Regions from separate parts of the Homo sapiens genome. Here regions 1 and 2 are each linked to region 3. Evidence: chromatin loops called from intact Hi-C (ENCODE). Cell type or tissue: heart right ventricle. All regions are shown on one strand. Region 1 overlaps KIFBP (kinesin family binding protein). Region 2 overlaps KIFBP (kinesin family binding protein). Region 3 overlaps SRGN (serglycin).

The links. A loop is a pair of places that touch in the nucleus more often than their neighbours do. Peaks named below come from ENCODE experiments on the same cell type or tissue, not always from the same donor. Only the 100,000 strongest peaks of a DNase experiment are listed, where the experiment ranks them.
Region 1: a loop joins it to region 3, with 4 times the contacts of the local background. A loop is called at or near these places in 89 of 110 quality-filtered maps.
Region 2: a loop joins it to region 3, with 12 times the contacts of the local background. A loop is called at or near these places in 93 of 110 quality-filtered maps.

What each region holds. Positions count from the first base shown.
Region 1 is chr10:69,010,479-69,015,478 of GRCh38, forward strand. It overlaps KIFBP (kinesin family binding protein), which reads left to right. Exons shown (of 7, transcript NM_015634.4): 6 at 422-537. Among named protein-coding and RNA genes, the nearest start is that of KIFBP, 24 kb to the left of the region's middle. In heart right ventricle, no CTCF peak of the experiment used is centred here; no DNase peak of the experiment used is centred here.
Region 2 is chr10:69,002,656-69,007,655 of GRCh38, forward strand. It overlaps KIFBP (kinesin family binding protein), which reads left to right. Exons shown (of 7, transcript NM_015634.4): 3 at 2,391-2,470; 4 at 3,077-3,260. Among named protein-coding and RNA genes, the nearest start is that of KIFBP, 16 kb to the left of the region's middle. In heart right ventricle, a CTCF peak has its summit at 2,320 (motif pointing right); no DNase peak of the experiment used is centred here; H3K27ac peaks cover 806 bases.
Region 3 is chr10:69,090,759-69,095,758 of GRCh38, forward strand. All of the region lies in intron 1 of SRGN (serglycin), which reads left to right. Among named protein-coding and RNA genes, the nearest start is that of SRGN, 5.2 kb to the left of the region's middle. In heart right ventricle, CTCF peaks have their summits at 2,725 (motif pointing left) and 3,469; a DNase peak (open chromatin) is centred at 2,743; H3K4me3 peaks cover 1,841 bases; H3K27ac peaks cover 2,339 bases.

The DNA.
Region 1 (5,000 bases), 80 kb before region 3:
GCAGGTCATCTGAATAGTTTAGCACCAGGTTCTCCACAACCATCTGTTGTGTGACATAGACGTTTTTGTGATAGTAAAGAATTGGAAACAACAAATTCCAGGTTAGAATTAGAAGAATGGTTAAATAATAGAATATCTATTTAATTGTATATAATGGTGTACTTAAAAATGAAGCTAAGAGTTGATAATGATATGAGTAAAGTGTTTGTGGTGCGAGAAAGAAATATGCAAAAATAATAGTGAGTGCTTCTGGGTAGTAGGATTTGGGGGGGGATCTTTCTTCCCTTTTCCCCAAGCCCCCTGCTTCAGTAAAGATCTGTTACTTTTATAGTCAGGAAAAAGTGATATTAAAAAAATTACAGTACCCAATGAAAATTACAGTTGTGACCATTAACTTAAACAAATCACATGTATATTTTAGCTCCTGAAGCTGAAGGAGAAGTGCCAGAGCTTTATCATCAAAGAAAGGGGGAAATAGCAAGGTGCTGGATCAAATACTGTTTGACTCTCATGCAGAATGCCCAACTCTCCATGCAGGTAATGCAGTCAGAAGCTGCCTTTTTCTTTCTTAAATGAGGAAATTGTAAGTAAAAACTCATAGTGGGGATTGTGCTCATTGGGGTCACATTGTGTTTAATATGAAAGGTGTGTAGAATGTTTTCGTAAATATTTCTTTCTTGGTTTTAAATCGTATTCTTCGAATTGCTTGAATCCGGGAGGCAGAGGCTGCGTGAGCCGAGATTGGACCACTGCACTCCAGCCTGGGCAACAGAGCGAGACTCCATCTCTAAATAAATAAATAAATAAAATAAATCTTACTCATCATTCAAGGCCTATCTTAAATACTACCTCTTCCTTGAAGACTTTTCTTTGGTTAGAATATAAGCTTCTTGAGAGCTGGGAACGATATCATATTCTTTTTTTTTTTTTTTTTAGACAGGCTCTCGCTCTGTTTCCCAGGCTGGAGTGTGGTGGCGTGATCATGGGTCACTGCAACCTTGGTCTCCCCGGCTCATGCAGTCCTCCCACCTCATCCTTGGAGTACAGGCGTGTGCCACCATATCCAGTTAATTTTTAAATTATTTTGTAGAGACTGGCTCTCACTGTGTTGCCAAGGCTGGTCTTGAACTCCTGGGCTCAAGTGATCTTCCTGCCTTGGCCTCCCAAAGTGCTGGGATTACAGGTGTGAGCCACTGTGCCTAATCTTTTTTTTTTTTTTTTTTTTTTTTTTTTTGAGACGGAGTTTTGCTCTGTCGCCCGTGCTGGAGTGCAGTGGTGTGATCGCAGCTGCAACCTCTGCTTCCTGGGTTCAAAGGATTCTCCTGCCTCAGCCTCCTGAGTAGCTGGGATTACAGGTGCCTGCCACCATGCCTGGCTAATTTTTGTCTTTTTAGTGTAGATGGGGTTTCACCATTTTGGCCAAGCTGGTCTCGAACTCCTGACCTCAAGTGATCCATCCATCTCGGCCTCCCAAAGTGCTGGGATTACAGGTGTGAGCAACCACACCTGGCCAAGCCCTTACTAATCTTTATATACTTCCCAGTGTTATCTTACACACAGCATGGACTTGATAAAATCTAAAAGGGTAGACTTTTAAGAAATAGCTCATGTAATAGTTCAAAAATAGAAGCAGAACTGATGGCAGTGAAGAGCATGGACTTGAAATACACTAGGTAGGTATGAACTCCAGCTCTGCCGCTTCGTAGCTATGTCTTTGTGGCAATTTACTTAATATATTTTTGCCTCTATTTCCTCACAAGTAAGTTGGAGATAATAGTACTTAATACTGTTGTTATGGGAGTTAAGTCAGTATATATTAAGGCCTCGGAAAAGTGCCTGAGACATACTAAGTCCTTAATAAATGTTAACTACCATCATCATTATTAATTTATGCCCAATCCTAGTTTCTAAGCACTAGGGAGGATAATAAAATTAATCATTTAGATGCAATATACTAAGTGTAGATACATAGGAAGATTTCCTGGGGGATTCATTGTGCTTTTATTTTTTTATATTGTGTATTAAAGTATGATAATTTTTTTTTTTTACATGGGACTCTGCTTGATAAAAGTATAATAATCTTTAGTGGTTGTATTAGTCTGTTCTCACACTGCTATAAAGAACTACTTGAGGCCAGGTACAGCGCCTCATGCCTATAATCCCAGCACTTTGGGAGGCCAAGGTGGGTGGATCACTTGAGCCCATGAGTTTGAGACCAGCCTAGACAACATGTTGAAACCCTGTCTCTACCAAAAATACAAAAAATTAGCCAGGCATGGTGGTGTGCACCTATAGTCCCAGCTACTGGGGAGGCTGAGGCAGGAGAATCACTTGAGCCCAGGAGGCAGAAGTTGCAGTGAGCCAAGACTGCACCACTGCACTCCAGCCTGGGTAACAAAACAAAAGAACTACCTGAGACTGGGTAATTTATGAAGAAAAGAGGTTAATTGACTCACAGTTCCTCAGGCTTAACAGGAAGCATGACTAGGAGCCCTCAGGAAACTTAGAATCATGGCGGAAGGCGAAAGAGAAGCAAGCATGTCTTACCATGGCAAGCAGGAGAGAGAGAGAGGGCAAAGGGGGAAATGCCACACACTTCAAAACCATCAGATCTCATGAGAGAGCTCACTCATTACCACAAGAACAGCAAGGAGGAAATCTGCCCCCAGTGATCCAGTCACCTCCCACCAGGTCCCTCCTCCAATTTAATGTGAGATTTGGCCAGGGACACAAATCCAAACCATATCAGTGGTAAATAATATAGAACCTTGTGAAACTACTAAACGAAAGAAAACCAAACAAACAAACCTCAACACATCAGAAGCATAGGTCTTGAAAAGATGAAGATAATTTTAGAGGTCAGAGGGTAAAGAGGAGGCATATTAAGGAAAGACAGGAAGTAGGGAGAATAACTGTGGGGCTTTATGTGTAGAGAATTTGGAGCCAGGAAGAGCTGTCAAGTTTATTCTGGTCAGGTAAAGAAAGCTGGAAAAGGAGGGTTGCAGGGACTATTGGAGCAAAACAGTAGGCTAATTTAAATAAGCATCCTAGAGAGAACATGTAAGTAAACAAGCAGCCCAAGAAGGAAGGAAGTATACAAGATTTAGAGACTTATGATCTACATTTGAAGTAATTGTGTCAAGCAAATCGCACTATGATTTGACCCTTACCTTTCATTTAGTTGATGTTTCTAGTCTGGGAACTTAAAACTTCATCACTTGGTTAGTTTAAACTCACATATTTGCCATGCTACTAAACTACTCAGATTTTCCTTAAACCCAGTTTTGTTTTTTGAGATGGGGTTTCTGTCACCCGGGCTGGAGTGCAGTGGCATGATCTCCACTCACTGCATCCTCCACCTCCCTGGCTCAAGCAGTCCTCCTACATCAGCCTGCCAAGTAACTGGGACAACAGGTGTGTGCCACTGTGCCCGGCTAATTCTTTGTATTTTTGTTAGAGACGATGTTTTACCATGTTGCCCAGGCTGGTCTTGAACTCTTGAGCTCAAGCGATCCACCCACGTCGGCCTCCCAAAGTGCTGGGATTACAGGTGTGAGCCACTGCGCTCACCCCTGACTTTATTTTTTAACCTTAACTTCATCCTTTATCATCTGTATATTTATCTGAAAGACCTTCTTCAGTTCAAGCTTTAAGACATACATAAATTTATTCAATTAAGTATTTATTTATGCCAACCCTGTGCTAGTCATTGGCCAAGGATACTATGATGAACAAAAATGAACCTAGCCTTTAACTTCATGTAAAAGTACAATTTTGCTAAGTTCCACAAAGGAGAGACACATGATATGAGAAGGCACAATAGGAGGAAATAACAAGCAAGCTCTGGGGATGAGTAAGTAGGAGTTACCTAGACTGAAGAAAAGAAGGCACACCATGTCAAGGAGCTGAAGCAACATGTTTAGAAGTTCTGTGGCGTAAGGGAGGATGATATCAGAAGGGATGGAGCAAAGGCTGTGAGGTTGGAGCTGAGGGAGAGGGAGTGTGATATAAGCTAAAGTTAGAGTTAGAAAGGGGCTGGAGCAATCAAGGCTTTGAAGCATTGTTGTCTTCATCTTCTGAGCATTTGGAAACCTTGAAGGGTTTGTGGAAAGATCATTGGTGAGACAGTGTCAAGTGAAAAGAAGAAAAGGCCTTGGGATCTATTATTTATTTTTATTGGCCAAGAAGAGCTTACCCTATTTCTTAACCACCTTAGTTATTCTTTCTTTTTTTATTTGCCCCCCCCCACCCCCAAGAGGTAGAGGAGATAAAACTTTAACTAGGAAGGTAGATTTAACTCTTTGTTCACTTTGATGTCTTTAAGAGACCTAGAGCATTTCTGTCTGATATATTTCACTAAATAACTAATAGCATAAACATGGTAGCATTAATCTTAATGGCATCCTTGTGAAACATTTTTATGATGTAGATTACAGTCTTTTTGTTTGTTTGTTTGTTTCTTGAGATGGAGTCTTGCACTGTCACCCAGGCTGGAGTGCTGTGGCGCAATCTCCACTTACTGCAACCTCTGCCTCCTGGGTTCAAGCGATTCTCCTGCCTCAGCCTCTCAAGTAGCTGGGATTACAGGCGCCTGCCACCATGCCTGGCTAATTTTTTATATTTTTAGTAGAGACAGAGTTTCACTATGTTGGCCAGGCTGGTCTTCAACTCCTGACCTCGTGATCTGTCCGCCTTGGCCTCCCAAAGTGCTGGGAGTAATGTATCACATATATATAATGTTTCACAATTCTCAAAGTACTTTTACATGTAGCATTTATCTTATTGGAAGGAGTAACTGTAAATAAATTTCAGTTCCTCAGAATAAATGATATGTAAGCAGCTTGTCTATTTAAATACTTTTTTTTCCACATTTCTTGAGTTTTTAATATAATCGGAAGAAAGAAAGAAGTTTTCAAAGGTGTTTAAGATTATGATACCCTTCTAAACCAGGCTGGAAAGTAAGAGACTTCTCTTCTAAAAAACTCTGAAGTTTGCTTTAA
Region 2 (5,000 bases), 88 kb before region 3:
TGGGTGGATTGCCTGACTTAGAGGTTCAAAGATCAGCCTGGGCCACATAGTGATACGCTGTCTCTACAAAAACTAAAAAAAAATTAGCTGGGTGTGGTGGCGTGTGCTTGTGGTCCCAGCTACTTCGGGGGCTGAGGTGGGAGGATGGCTTGAGTCCGGGAGGGCAGTCCAGGAGGTCAAAGCAGCAGTGAGCGAGGATCCTGCCACTGCACGCCAGCCTAGGTAACCAAATAAGACCCTGTCTCAAAAATAAGTAAAATAAAATGTAAAAGCTGAACACGGTGACTTACACTTATAATCCCAGCACTTTGGGAGGCCGAGGTGGGAAGATTGCTTGATGCCAGGAGTTCAAGACCAACATGAGCAACAAAGCAAGAACCCGTCTTTACAAAAAAAAAAAAAAAAAAAGTTACTAAGCATCAATAGTATTTCATTAAAAATAGTATTTGTATGGAAACATAACACATATAGTGAAATTCCTTGTGTTTAGTTGTACCTCTGTTTCAGTTAAGAGACTGATTTGACTGTATTAATATTACGTATGATGTGTGAAAGCCATAACAGTGAAGTATGTACATAAAATAATATATTGATTAATTCCCCTCATCTAGACAGGGGTAAGCATGGTAAGCAGCCCTCGGAATTGTTGAAGAGTTCTCTGAAGAATTACTTATCTATTGTGTTTGCCTTGGGCCTTGCTTCCTGTCTTAGTTGTTTTTACTTTATGTGAATCCTGGGAGCCCACGTTGTGATGCTTTTAGTGTTTACATCCAGAATGTAAAATCATATTTTTATGAAAGACGTTGTTCCTTTTTGAGTTTAATGAATTCAGTTAAAAGCAAGAGTGTGTTTCTAGATGGGACTATCCTCATAGAAGTAGAATGAGGCAGAGGTTAGGTAGTTCTGTTTTGGAAGACGTAAGAGGGGGTTGTAAGTGATTTATAAATATTACTTAATCCTCATGAGATAGATACTGTTATTACCCTTATTTTATAGATGACTAAACAGAAGCACAAGAGATCAAGTGACTTGCCCAAGGCAATAAATAATGGAATCTGGTTTTAATGTCCCTGTATTGAAAGGGGGTAATACACTTTTGTTATTTCCTTGAGAAAAAAATATTAGAATAAATATTAAAATCTCTCATTTGATTTTTATTAGTGGTCAGTTTAGAATACTACTACTGTAGAAATATATACATTTTTCCTATTTGTTTTGCTTATGCATGTTTTTAAAAGAGCCCTTTTACCAGACAAAATTGCCATTTGAAATACTTAAAGAGGGGTCGGGCACGGTGGCTTACACCTGTAATCCCAGCACTTTGCGGGGGCCGAGGCAGGCGGATCATGAGATCAAGAGATTGAGACCATCCTGGCCAACATGGAGAAACCCCGTCTCTACTAAAAATACAAAAATTAGCTGGGGGTGGTGGCACGTGTCTGTAATCCTAGCTACCCAGGAGGTTAAGGCAGGTGAATCGCTTGAACCCGGGAGGCGGAGGTTGCAGTGAGCCGAGATCGCACCACTGCACTCCAGCCTGGCAAAAGAGCGAGACTCCATCTCCAAAAAAAAAAAAAAAAAAAAAAACTTAAAGAGGCTGGGCACCTTAGCTCATGCCTGTAGTTTCAGCACTTTGGGAGGCTGAGGCAGGAGGATCACTGGAGGCTAGGAGTTCAAGACCAGCCTGGGCAACAGAGCAAGACCCCCATCTCTAAATAAATAAATAAGAATTAAAAAAAGAAAAAATACTTCAAGAATTATATATGTCTAAAAGCAGATTGGTGGATTTTTTGCATATTTGCAGTTTAACTGCAACAACAGTAAAATTTTGTCAAATGTGAACTTTTGACATTTGGTTAAAACAAATAAAAGGGTATCTTTTATTTGTTTGACTCAGATTTTATGGTTAAGAAAATTACTTGTTGAGGCGGGTGCAGTGGCTCACGCCTATAATCCTAGCACTTTGGGAGGCCAAGGCAGGTGGATTGCTTGAGCCCAGGAGTTTTAAGACCAGTCTGGGCAACATAGCGAAACCCTGTCTCTACAAAAAATATAAAAATTAGCCAGGACTGGTGGTGCACACCTGTGGTTCCAGCTACTCAGGAGGCTGAGGTAGGAGGATTGCTTGAGGTGGGAGGATCGGGAGACGGAGGTTACAGTAAGCCGAGATTGTGCCACTCCACTCCAGCCTGGGTGACAGAGACCCTGTCTCAATAAATAAATAAAAATTTAAAAAACAGAAAATTACTTCTTGAGTAACATAAAAATGAACTAGGAAAAAATGAAATGTATTTGGCTTGTAGAAGTTGATTTCTCCAGGTCCTCCAGAAGAGGGCACTTGGTGTTTACAGTTTAAAACTTTAAAGAGCTTTTGTTTTTCTTAATTGTAGGTTGGGAGTCCTCCTCTTGATCCTACTGAGCGTTTTCTTCCTGAAGAAGAGAAACTTACTGAACAAGAGAGATCAAAAAGGTGAGTAGGTATAGAAATCAGCCCTTGCAAATATTTCCACATATCATAGATTAGTGATTGTTCAAAAAGTCACTTATAAAGGTTATAGAATGTGGATTCTGACAGGAGTAAAACCTCCATTTACCACTTACTTGTTATTTGACCTTGTTCAAACCTGAGACTCAGTTTCCTTATCTGTCAAATAGATACAATAAACAAATCCAACTCAAAGGGTTGGTGGGATAATCAAAATAAATATATATGAAATTTACTTATAAAACGTAAACCATGGTCCGGACACGGTGGCTTACACCTGTAATCCCAGCACTTTGGGAGGCTGAGGCGGGTGGATCACAAGGTCAGGAGTTCAAGACTGGCCTGACTATTATGGTGAAACCCCGTCTCTACCAAAAATACAAAAATTAGCCAGGCATGGTGGCAGGCGCCTGTAATCCCAGCTACTCGGGAGGCTGAGGCAGGAGAATTGCTTGAACCCAGGAGGCGGAGGCAGTGAGCCAAGATCGTGCCACTGTACTCCAGCCTGGGCAACAGAGCGAGACTCTGTCTCAGGAAAAAAAAAAAACAAGTAAACCATTACACAAATATTGGTTTATTTTTTCTTTACAGATTTGAAAAGGTTTATACTCATAACCTATATTACCTAGCTCAAGTCTACCAGCATCTGGAAATGTTTGAGAAGGCTGCTCACTATTGCCATAGTACACTAAAACGCCAGCTTGAGCACAATGCCTACCATCCTATAGAGTGGGCTATCAATGCTGCTACCTTGTCACAGTTTTACATCAATAAGGTAAGCTTCTTGAAGTAGTTATCTAACAGAGTACCAATAGTGAGTATAAAAATAGAACCAGTAGTACCTTGAAAATACTATCTTTTAAAAACAGGTAGCTTGTATTTTATGATGTACAACTGAAGCCGAAAATGCAGCCCAGTTTGCCCGTGTACTAAAATTTTGTAGCTTTTTGTTGTATGAATTATTTTGAGTTTTAAAATACCGAGTTTTATCATTGTTTTACATGTTACCTAAGACCAATTCTTTTTTTAACATAGGCACGCTATCTCAACTCATTTTAGTGAGATATTACCTTAAATTGCAGATTTTACCTTGTAGATATAGCTTTATCTTTACGTAATGGTAATCTCATAACTCTGAGAATTTGACTGAGGAAGTTGACTGTTAAATGTGGGCTTTGATAAAAGCATGTGATGCATTTCAGTTATTTTTCAGAATTAACTCTGTAATAATTTTTTAATGTTGGAAATATGTCTGCTGAGTTCCAAAGTTCTAGGTCTTTATACCATACTTCTTTTGGATTGTTACACAGGGACAATGTTTTTGAGCTTCTTAGTTGTTTATCAGAATTTCTCATAAAAATTTAAAAAAGCATTGCTCACATCATGTTGGTGTACTCTTAATTGACCCATTTATTCCTTTAATCCTTGAGAGTTTTTAATGCTAAAATAATTTTACACCACCTTTTCTAACCAGATTTTCCTATTAATCCTTAATAAGACATCTCAGCAATATAAATTACTTTTATTTATATTTCGAATTCGCAAGCCTCTCTGAAATTTTGGTAGTTCTCTGCTTATCAGAGTTCCTTCTTTCATCTCTCTGGTAACCCGCTGCCTTATCCTTGGGCCTTTATCCTTTTTGAGCATTTCGTTAGCGTTGGTTCTGTAAATGCGCCCGATGATTAAAGTATTGTCCCACAGAATTTCATTCAGAAAAGCTATTAGCAGGAGAGAAAGGGCTGTGGTGACTGCAGCATCGCTTCTAGGACTTTGGTCTAAGATCAAGTGTGTAAGTAACGCTACTGCATATATCAGAGCATTCAGTTAACTAATTCTCATGAATCCATTTCATTGTCCTCATCCAAAGTGTTATCCAGTGCCTCCGCTTGTGACATCTTTTTTACAGCTGTTGGAGGCCCCTTATTCATTCTGTTTAGCAACTTTAAAATTACATATTCACTGTGACTTTAATTTATACTTAAAACTCCATGGAAATTGGCAGTACTAAGATATCTAGATATTAAAGTGTGATTAAAATTTAAAGTTGTTAAGCATTACTTATGTGGAGCATGCAGTAATTTTCATGAGACCTCCCACACCCTGCACTTTTATTTTTTTACCAAAATCTTTTTTAAGTTTTTGTTAAAACCAACTAAGTCGTATTGCAAAAAGAGGGATTTGAACCATGTTTTTAAAAATGCAATTGTCATTTATATCATTGTCATCTTCATCTGATTCCAGTGATGAGGTTTTGCTACTTGGTGAATCCCTACCTGGCAGCTGCTAAAGTCCCACATTTACCAGCCACCTAGAGGGCATAAGACACTCACTGTTCTAGCAGTGGTTGCTCACAGGGAGCCAATCTGGACAAAGCTGAAATGACGATAAATGTTAAGGGATTGGATTATAGAGAGATAATTAAAGTTTCATTATATAAACTCTAACTTTCTTTTGGCTTTTAAGATTTAACACATTTTTATCTATAGATGTTGCTGGGCTAATACTACACGTGTCC
Region 3 (5,000 bases):
AGATGTGGGGTAAGATTGTGTTTACCAAGCACAAAGAAATGGAAATTTGGGGATGTGTAACTCTGGAGAGCACAGATGACTAATCTATTTAATGTAGGGCTCCAGGGGATTTGATGAGGCCTGTGAATCTTCCACTTTTATTGCCTCTCTTTTCCAATGACACCCATAAAGAAAAAAAATGGAATATCCATGAACAGGTGCAGCCAAGGAGGCCAGGCCCGCCATGTGTCCACTGTATACTGTCTCCTAGCTCACAGGAATGATACTGATCCACTCCTTGTGCTGCTCTTTGTAAAGTGATTTCACATCCATTCTCTGGTAATCATCATCACATTCCCTGTGATGAGGAATTAGCACCAATTATAGAGGAGAAAACTGGATCTGACATTTCTCATCTCATTTGCTCTATACATTAACCTCTTGCAAAAAATTTGTGAGTCTTGCCCAAGACCCATTACAACTAATTAACGGCTGAACTGGTCGTCTGATTTCAAGGCCAGAATTAACTTTCTACTGCAGCTCATGGATCAGAGGTTTTCTTTATTTAAACAAACAAACAAAAAATCCTTTGACCGTAGCCCTTGCTATAACGTTTCCCACTGAGTTGAGGGAGAAATTGAAAGTAAACTTAGGAGCTTTTTATAGCTTGTCAAACCATGCAAGAGTGGGGGAAGCTTATCCATCTTGTGGAATTGATAGACCAGGAGGAAGTAACTCCGGCTTAGATAATGCTACCATTTTGAATAAATCAAATGGTCTTCTTTTCCCCTTCATGGTAGTTGCTGCTTAAGTTTCTCTAACATGCCTGCAGTAAGTTTCCATTAAGAATAGGAAATTAGGCTCGGTACAGTGGCTCACGTCTGTAGTCTTAGCACTTTGGGAGACCGAGGAGTGTGGATCACTTGAGGTCAGGAGTTCAAGACCAGCCTGGCCAACATGGTGAAACCCCCATCTCTACTAAAAATACAAAAATTAGCCAGGCATAGTGGCATGCACCTGTAATCCCAGCTACTCGAGAGGCTGAGGCAGGAGAATCACTTGAACCAGGGAGATGGAGGTTGCAGTGAGCCAAGATCATGCCACTGCACTCCAGCCTGGGCGATAGACTGAGACTCTGTCTCAAAAAAAAAAAAAAAAAAAAAAAAAAAAAGAAAAAGAAAAGAAAAGAAAAAAAAAAGAAATTAGTATATTGTGATTATGTTGAGGGAAAAGTTAGTACCATAATATAAAAAGGTATGGACTATTGGAGAAAGTTGTTTGCTTTGGTAACATTTACTCATAGAAAGTATTTTGGTAAAGCAGGACTCAGGGTGGTGGGGGAGGTGGGCAGTGAGGGATAGGATTCAAATAAAAACCATTCTTTCCCTTGGAATCCACTACACAATTAACCAACAAATCCCATAAGTGGACCTTTTAGGAAGATAACATTTCTATCCATGAGCATAGCCACTATAATCACAAGACATTTATCTCAAGCAAGATAGAGTCAAGATACTCTCACAACCTCAGGGGCTGGAACTGTAAATTTTCACATCCTGCCAACACCCTTGAATAGCTATGTCAAGAATTTAGTGTCTGTAACTTGTTCTTTATTTTAAAGTACATTTAACATCATCGGCCCCAAATTAGATAGGCTTTTGGAGTGGGATCCCTTCTACTTTTGATTTCTTTATAAAATTTTAAAATAGCTTTGTTGAGATAGTGTTCACATACCATACAGTTCACCCATTAAAAGTGTTCAATTCAGTGATTAGGCCAGGTGTGGTGGCTCATGCCTGTAATCCCAGCATTTTGGGAGGCCAAGGCAAGTGGATCACTTGAGGTCAAGAGTTTGAGACTAGCCTGGCCAACATGGTGAGAACTTGTCTCTACTAAAAATACAAAAATTAACTGGGCATGGTGGTGTGCACCTGTAATTCCAGCTACTTGGGAGGCTGAGGCAGGAGAATCACTTGAACCTGGGAGGTGGAGGTTGCAGTGAGCTGAGATTGCACCACTGCACTCCAGCCTGGATGACGGAGCAAGACTCTGTCTCCAAAAAAAAAAAAAAAAAAGTGTTCAATGTTTTTTAGTATATTCACAGAGTCATGCAACCATCACTATAATTGCTTCTAGAACATTTTCATCATCCCCCAAAAGAAAGCCTTCGTTACGAATTTTAATTAGCTGAGATTCTGAACTCTGGGGGAATTTTGTATTCTAGAAATATTTTTTACTAATATGCTACAGTTGTATTTGTCATGCTGGTGAAAAGATGTGGTCTTTCACCTGGATGCTTTCTCATTAAGCATTATTTTTCTGTTTAGCTTCCTGTGTGAGCAAACATTTTCTCAGCTTGATACTCAGTGCATCAGCGGCTTGCAGAAGAGACTGCCTAGGCCTGCTCTGTCCAGTACGGTAGCCACAAGTCACTTGTGGCTACTGAACACTTGAAATGTGGCAAGGCCAAATTGGGACAGGCTGTGAATGCAAAATATACAAGATTTGGAACCCTTAGTATGAAGAAAAGAATGCAAAATATCCCAGTAATAACTTTTACATTGATGATATGTTAAAGGACAATATTTGAATATGTTAGGTTAAATAAAATTAATTTCACCTGTTTCTTTTTACTTTTAAAAATATGGCCGCTGGAACATTTAAAACTCCCTATGTGGTTTGCTTTGTGTTTCTATTGGACAAAGTTGGTCTAGACAGTACAAGGTGTGAAGACACCGCCCTCTGCTGGAGAAGATGCTGGATTTTTATTTCACCTACAGGAAGAGACGTCTAAGTAGCAATTAGATGCTAAACTAATGCTGCCTCAGGAAAGAATCAAAAGAGAAAGAGTGAAACCAGGCCGGGCGCGGTGGCTCACGCCTATAATCTCAGCACTTTGGGAGGCCAAGGCGAGGGGATCACGAGGTCAGGAGATCGAGACCTTCCTGGCTAACCCCGTCTCTATTAAAACTACAAAAAATTAGCCGGGCATGGTGGCACGTGCCTGTAATTCCAGCTAGTCGGGAGGCTGAGGCAGGAGAATAGCTTAAACCCAGGTGGCGGAGGGTGCAGTGAGCTGAGATGTGCCACAGCACTCCAGCCTGGGCAACAGAGCCAGACTCTATCTCAAAATAAGGAAAAATAAAAAAGAAAAGAAAGAAAGTCCATAAATTGAGACTCCTAGAGATACTAAATGGTAGAATGGGAATTTGAATTTAAATTTATAAGATGTTCACTCTCGGAGATCATAGGTCATTGTTGTCCTCCTCCTTTTCATGACAGGAACTAGCAATGAAGAGCTCTGACTATGTGCTAGGTACTACTCTGAGAACCTAACATTTGTATCTCCTTATTAACTCTATTACTGCCCCATCCTACAGATGAGAAAATTGAGGCACAGGAAGTTTAAGTTGGCCAAGATCACACAGCCAGTAAGGGGCAGACATTGAAAGGTCATTTTGCCTGCCTTATCCCCAGCCTCCAGGCAGTGGCAGAGTTAGCTCATTTTGGACAAACAGCTCTCCCAGACCAGACATTGTAAGCTATACTCAGGAATCATAGGAAAGATTATGATAGAATAATATATAGTTACAAAGAAAAGAAAGAAAATCCAATGGGAGAATATTTACTGTTTTCTATATTAAAGTGTTTAATGTTTATGTTTTTAGAGGAATATTGTTTATTATAGCAATTTAGAAAACAAAATGAGAAAAAAAATCACCAAAGATTCTACCTCCAGTTATTTTTGTGTATTTCCTTCCATTTTTCCCCCCATGTCTGTTTATATAATTGAAACTATTATTCATGCAAAGAGGTATTCTGATTTTCTCAGTTATTTTTATTTATTTTTAATTTTGTAAATAAACTTTTTTCTTCTGAGACAGTCTCGCTGTGTCACCCAGGCTGAAGTGCAGCCGTGCAATCTTGGCTCACTGTGACCTCCCAGTCTCAAGCAATCTTCCTGCCTCAGCCTCCTAAGTAGCTGGGACTGCAGATGTGTGCTACCACATCCAGCTAATTTTTAAAATCTTTTTTCTCTTTTTTGGTAGAAATGGGAGTCTCTCTATGTTGCCCAGCCTGTATTGAACTCCTGGGCTCAAGTGATCCTCCCACCTCAGTCTCCCAAAGTGCTGGGATTTCAGGCATGAGCTACCACACCCAACCTAATTTTTATTTTTATTTTATTAAAAAAAAAAGTTTTTGCCTACCCGCCTCTCACCCTCTCACTCATTTTTAAGTATAGGTTTTTCTACAATGCCACATTGTCTTTTCCATAAAAAGTACTTTCGGCCGGGTGTGGTGGCTCACACCTGTAATCCCAGCACTTTGGGAGACTGAGGCGGGTGGATCACCTGAGGTCAGGAGTTCGAGACCAGCCTGGCCAACATGGTGAAACCCCATCCCTACTAAAAATACAAAAATTAGCTGGATATGATTGTGGGCACCTGTCATCCCAGCTACTCGGGAGGCTGAGGCAGGAGAATCGCTTGAACCTGGGAGGCAGAGGTTGCAGTGAGCCGAGATTGTGCCACTGCATCCCAGCCAGGGCAACAGAGCGAGACTTCATCTCAAAAAAAAAAAAAAAAAAGTACTTTTCTTCATTTGGTTAGTATTCTCTTATGAGTTGATGCCTTGTAATTTATCTGAATGTTTTCCATTATTTTGTGGTGAGCTTTAAAACTACCCTTCCTGACTTTCAAGAATCCTAGACATGCTCCTTCTTGCTAGGTAATTATTAGTTGCACTCATTAGAATAAAGTATATGCTTGGAGTGGGGAGGAGATGAACTTTTTGAAGGGCGGTGAAGTATTTCTCACCACCAGGCCTTTGTCTTTGCTAAACTGAGGAAGGAAGATTTTATTTCATTAGCTAACAAAGAACCTCCTATATAGGCCGGGCATGGTGGCTCACGCCTGTAATCCTCACATTTTCAGAGGCCAAGGTGGGTGGATTGCCTGAGCTCAGGAGTTTGAGACCAGCTTGGGCAACATGGCAAAACCCCATCTCTACTAAAAATACTA